2 separate regions of the Homo sapiens genome follow, and region 2 is linked to region 1. Evidence: read pairs that join two places in POLR2A ChIA-PET (ENCODE). Cell type or tissue: Panc1. All regions are shown on one strand. Each heading gives the region's core, and the rest is flanking DNA. Links, peaks and the distances in the headings are about the cores only.

The links. Peaks named below come from ENCODE experiments on the same cell type or tissue, not always from the same donor. Only the 100,000 strongest peaks of a DNase experiment are listed, where the experiment ranks them.
Region 2: POLR2A ChIA-PET joins it to region 1 with 7 read pairs; 12 of 35 experiments call an interaction of 5 or more read pairs at or near these places.

The regions. Positions count from the first base shown.
Region 1 is chr15:41,763,395-41,766,318 of GRCh38, reverse strand. It overlaps MGA (MAX dimerization protein MGA), which reads right to left. Exons shown (of 24, transcript NM_001400225.1): 23 at 1,257-1,433; 24 at 1-315. Among named protein-coding and RNA genes, the nearest start is that of MAPKBP1, 9.6 kb to the left of the region's middle. In Panc1, for the core only: no CTCF peak of the experiment used is centred there; no DNase peak of the experiment used is centred there.
Region 2 is chr15:41,667,405-41,670,328 of GRCh38, reverse strand. MGA (MAX dimerization protein MGA) reads right to left here. Exons shown (of 24, transcript NM_001400225.1): 2 at 371-1,501. The coding sequence starts at 1,434. Among named protein-coding and RNA genes, the nearest start is that of MGA, 8.5 kb to the right of the region's middle. In Panc1, for the core only: no CTCF peak of the experiment used is centred there; no DNase peak of the experiment used is centred there; H3K27ac peaks cover 2,500 bases.

The sequences.
Region 1 (2,924 bases), core at 211-2,710:
TTTTAGGTAAGAACTCTTGTGCTTTCTGCATATTGGAAACGTCAACTATTTGTGGATAACCAGAATCTTTGTTTGCCAGAAAAACCTGCGTTGGACCCAACGTCACTCTGCCATCTCTGTTTCCTCTGGAAGAGATTCTACCCTTATCCTCTAAGGAATTATCTTCATTCCTGACGGTGTCTTTCAGATGGTCAGATGGCTTGCTATCAGGAACTTCATGAGGATATTTGCTGCCACCCATATCTACCAAACCTCCCTCTGTGGCCAATGATGTCACATTAACAATTCGTGGCATCATAAATAAGTCGTCATTTTCTGAAAAACAAAAATTAAAAAAAGAAAAATTCATTTAGATCTAGTGTTAACACCTCTCTTTCTCTCTGTCATATCATATAACCATCTTAGGGATTTGTAGTCTAAATTCAGCACTCTACTTTTATCAAAAAGATGAAAGAAATATCAGTTCTTCAAATTATTGACCTAACCCAACAAGAAAAATCTCAACTAAAATCCAACCAAAAGGCTCTTTCCACCATTTTTTAAAGTTCCATTTAATTATTTTATAGAAATGCTCCCCAAGTTAATTCTTCTCCTAAGGCAGAAATGCATCTTGATTCTGTTCACCTAATTAACTGCTACTTAGCGCAGAAAATGAAGCCCTAAAGGCAGCATGGGAACCAGGAAAGATGAGTCCTCCAGAGTGAGTTTGGCAACAGGTAGAGACAAGGAATTTTGGCTGGCAATGGCAATAAAGTAACCAGGATCCTAATATTACTAAAGAGACCCTTTCATCTTAATAGAAATTTAGTTGCCTGGAACCTAATCACCCAAGTGAGGCTTCTCTTTCAACTTTACCCTTTGCCCCAAAACAGAGTAGTGCTCAAAGTGAATGGGGCTAATAATGCAGGACTGTTATCATCTCTGAGTACCACAAAAAGTGACAAATATTTATCAACACCAAGACCTAAGACCATGATCATTTAACATCTTCCTTTCCCTCTGATATCTTTTTTATTCTTCCTCTTAGAAATTACTAGTGTTCACAAAATGGTTCCCAATACCAGGTGTAAAACACACCAAACAGTACCACAGCTCAAGCCAAATGTGTTCTAAAAATAGGGCCACCTCTTACCAAGGCAAATGCCAACAGAATAGCTCTTTATCATTACAGAACACATCCAAAGCCTTCCTTGGTCACCGTGAGATGTTAGGGATAACTTTATCACTTCCCATAGAGGACAACACTTACAACATACCTGGTAGAGCCACAGCACTACCGGCAACTTGAGGCTTAAGATCAGATTCTAAGAGATCAGGAGAAACAGCTACCACTGGTCCTGAGAATAGGGGACCTTTTAGGGTGAGCAATTGCCCTTGCGGAGTCATCACAAGGTTGGCAGAGGTGTGTGGAGTGTTCAAGGGTGAGGTATTTTCTGTAAGAAAGATCAGAAATTAGTTATAGATAAAAGGCATTCAGCTGGGTGTGGTGGCTCATGCCTGTAATCCCAGCACTTTGGGAGGCTGAGGCAGGCAGATCACTTGAGCCCAGGAGTTCAAGACCAGCCTGGGAAACATGGTGAGACCCCATCTCCATCTCTACAAGAAAAATTTTTTTAAATTAGGCGGGTGTGGTGGTGTGCACCTGTGGTCCCAGCTACTAGGAAGGCTGAGGTGGGAGAATTGCTTAAGCCCAGGAGGTCAAGGCTGCAAGCGAGACACTGCACTCCAGCCTGAGCTACAGAGTGAGGCCCTTCTCAAAACAAAACAGCCAAGTGCGGTGGCTGACGCCTGTAATCCCAGCACTTTGGGAAGCCGAGGCAGGTGGATCACGAGGTCAGGAGATCAAGACCATCCTGGCTAACACGGTGAAACCCCATCTCTACTAAAAATACAAAAAATTAGCCAGGCGTGGTGGCGGGCGCCTGTAGTCCCAGCTACACGGCAGGCTGAGGCAGAAGAATGGCGTGAACCTGGGAGGCGGAGCTGGCAGTGAGCCTAGATTGCGCCACCGCACTCTACCCTGGGCAACAGAGCGAGACTCCGTCTCAAAAAAAAAAAAAAAAAAATACCCACACCAGATTTTTTTTGGCTCATACACTGGGCTATCCAAACATTTAAAGAGTAAAAAAGAATATACCATTTTTTTTTTTAATTTTTTTTGAGATGGAGTCTCACTCTGTCACACAGGCTAGAGCACAGTGGTGTGATTTCAGCTCACTGCAGCCTCCGCCACCCGGGTTCAAGTGATTCTCCTGCCTCAGCCTCCCAAGTAGCTGGGACTACAGGTGTGCACCACCACATCCGGCTAATTTTGGTATTTTTAGTAGAGACAGGGTTTCACCATGTTGCCCAAGGCTGGTCTCAAATTCCTGAGTGCAAGCAATCCTCCTGCCTCTGCCTCCCTAAGGGGTGGGATTACAGGCATGAGCCACTGCGCCCAGCCAGATATACCATTCTCTAAGAATATAAGTAACACATAAAATCAATATAACTTTACTTCCAAAATCAAGATGGTAATAAGAAGTTAAGACTAATTTACTTTGGGGTTTTTGTTTTGTTTTGTTTTGTTTTGTTTCAGACAGAGTTTCGTGCTTGTTGCCCAGGCTGGAATGCAATGGTGTGATCTCAGCTCACCACAACTTCCACCTTCCGGGTTAAAGTGATTCTCCTGCCTCAGCCTCCTAAATAGCTGAGATTACAGGCATGAGCCACCACACCTGGCTAATTTTGTATTTTTAGTAGAGACAGGGTTTCTCCATGTTAGTCAGGCTAGTCTCAAACTCCCAACCTCAGGTGATCTGCCCGCCTCAGCCTCCCAAAGTTCTGGGATTACAGGCGTGAGCCACCGCATCCGGCCTACTGTTTCTTAATAGTAATGTATTAATAAGTAAGTGATCTGATGAAAAATAGAGCCTGATGGCCAG
Region 2 (2,924 bases), core at 102-2,601, 96 kb after region 1:
ATCTATGTTGTCATAATTGGTATGATTTTCTTTTTTTTATTGAGATGGAGTCTCAAATGTAGTCAGGTGTTGGTATTCTTGGGTGGTCCTGGAACCAATCCCCCAAGGATATCAAGGAACATTCTAAATACATATGAATAATTCTGATAAGTTATCCAATTTGCCTACAATTCTAGATCCTGAACCCAACTGATTCTCATTACAGAAAAATGATGTCACTTCACAGAATGTAAAAGCAGTTGTAGTATATTTTATAGTGGCTTACATTTATCAACATCTGTAGCATTCCACAGAACCAAGATGTTAAATCCAACACCTGGCCCATCTCAATCTTCCTTTTATTTCTAAGAACAGAAAAACTACTACTTACCATTCAGAAATCTCTTGCTTCAATTGAGGAACTTCACTAAGTGCTGAATCAGTATCCATGAAACCAAGAAAGTCTCGTTTTATATTAAGGGAAGTCTTCTCCAAACCCTTGCCTGATGTTTCATGACCCCTTGACAAAGGATCCAAATCACCTGGTTGTATCTCTGACCCCTGACCTTCTGTAAGACGGACCCGATGACCAGAAGAACTGGAAATATTATTCCCTTCTTGGTCAGAGCTGTTCTTTTGTTTTCCATCTCTCTGGGGCTTATTATTCAGCCCATCATCCCGAAAGCCTTTGGCAAATGGATTGTAATCTATTTTCAGCTGAGTAATCTGAATGTTCTGATAAGCTGTTACTGCAAAGAATTCAGTCTGTGGGAAGGTAAAAGTGTGGACACCAGGGCCATTTAATTGTATCACCTCCACAGCCTTTTCTGCAGGCACCAAATGAAGCCTCGGCAGGTAACGATGCATAGAGTGCAAGATGATATGCCCTTCTTGGTCCAGTGTATTGTTGGTAAGTTTGAGTTTATAGAAAGATACTGGTTGATGCATCCAATAATGACCTGTGGAAGGAGATTCTGGATGAATGAAAACCCTCCCCAAAACATGAGGTTCAGCCTTCCCACTAGGTTCCCACCAACGACCATTCCACTTATAACGATGGTTATCCACAGGAGATATATCCATGACAAGAATATACTTCAAATTTGAATCTAAACCTGTTATCCAATAACGACAGTAAGGAAACATGCGTCTTCCTTGCTTGGTCAGAATCATCTCTGTGCTTCGATGATAGAACTCATTCCACATACTATTGTTATCGAGGGTAACAGTGATTCCACCCACAGTACAATCAGCTGGAAGGCAAATCTTCCCTTTAGATTTTACTGGTGATGACACACTACTAGCCAAAGCACAGGCATCCTGATTAGTAACCAAAATTCCTTGATCAGTTTTGCCATTTCCTGGCTGCTTTAAGATGACAAAGAAGGTAGGTGCTGCTCCTGCCACTGTTCCACCATCTTGATTAGCCAATATAATCTGCTGTTTCTCCTCCATGATTTCAGTAGGAAACTCAGTAGTAAGACAACTGTAATCACCACATAGTCACAATGGCCTTCCCATCCTAAGAAACAAGCAAAAAAAAACCAAAAACAAAAAACACCCTTTAATCAAGTGAGTATTTATTTCTTGAACAAAAATACAAGAACGATTATGTTATCCCCAAAATATTCCTAAATTCTTCTAAGACTTTGCTTCTAAGCTTTTCTTTCAATCACAGTAAGAATATTTACTCTGGAATATCTAATCATTTTTTAAAGTTCATTTTAATCTAATTAGTTAAGGTGCTTATATCCTAATCCTCTAACAATTCACTATAAATACTATAATCTCACACAAAGAAACAAAAGAGTATATTCATTATTAAAAAAGTATACAAAATTAAAAAGTTAAATTTGAAGGTTATGCATTTTTAAAGCATCCTAACACTTTATGAATTTACCAGAAGATTCCTTTATATAGCAAGTTCCCCAGTGATGAGTAAATTAAATAAGTAAAGTTCCATTTTCATCCCAAAGAGCTAATTGTACAGAATTAGTTCTTCATATGGTTCAGAAGACATGGTTCCATAAATAAGTAAAAAGCTATCTAACTTCTTAGTACACACGTTTAAAGAAGCCATGACAAATCACTGGAACTCAATGGACCTTACACTGAAATAAATTCCAGATGACTCTAATATTTAATTTTTTTATTCCTAAATCCTGAGAAAAGTTTTTTGATAAGACACAAAATCTAAAACCAGTAAGGCCAAAAAAAAAAAAAGTGATAAATTTAATACTATATGATGCCAGGTGTGGTGGCTCACACCTGCAATCCCAGCACTTTGAGAGGCTGAGGCCAGTGGATCATTTAAAGCCAGGAATTCGAGACTAGCCTGGCCAACATGGCGAAACCCCATCTCTATTAAAAATTAAAAAATTAGCCTGGTGTGGTGGTGCACGCCTGTAGTCCCAGCTACTCAGGAGGCTGAGGCATGAGAATCACTTGATCCTAGGAGGCAGAAGGTGCACTGAGCCAAGATCACGCCACTGCACTCCAGCCTGGGTGACAGGGAAAGACTCCGTCTCAAAGAAATAAAAATAAAATAAAATTTAATATTCTGTAAATTTTTTAATCTGGCAAAATCATTTAAGCAAAATCAAAAAGCAAACTAACCAGGAAAAGGTATTTGCAACTTATAAAGAACTCCTTTCCCTAATATAAAAAGGGGGCTGGACATGGTGACTCACACCTATAATCCCAGCACTTTGGGAGGCCAAGGCAGGAGGATTGCTTGAAGTCAGGAGTCCCAGACCAGCCTGTCCAACGTAGTGAAAGTCCGTCTCTATTAAAAAATAATAGCGGCGGGGGAGCAGTGGCTCACGCCTGTAATCCAAGCACTCTGGGAGGCCAAGGAGGTCAGATCACTTGAGGTCAGGAGCTCAAGACCAGCCTGGCCAACATGGTGAAACCCTGTCTCTACTAAAAATAAAAAAATTAGCTAG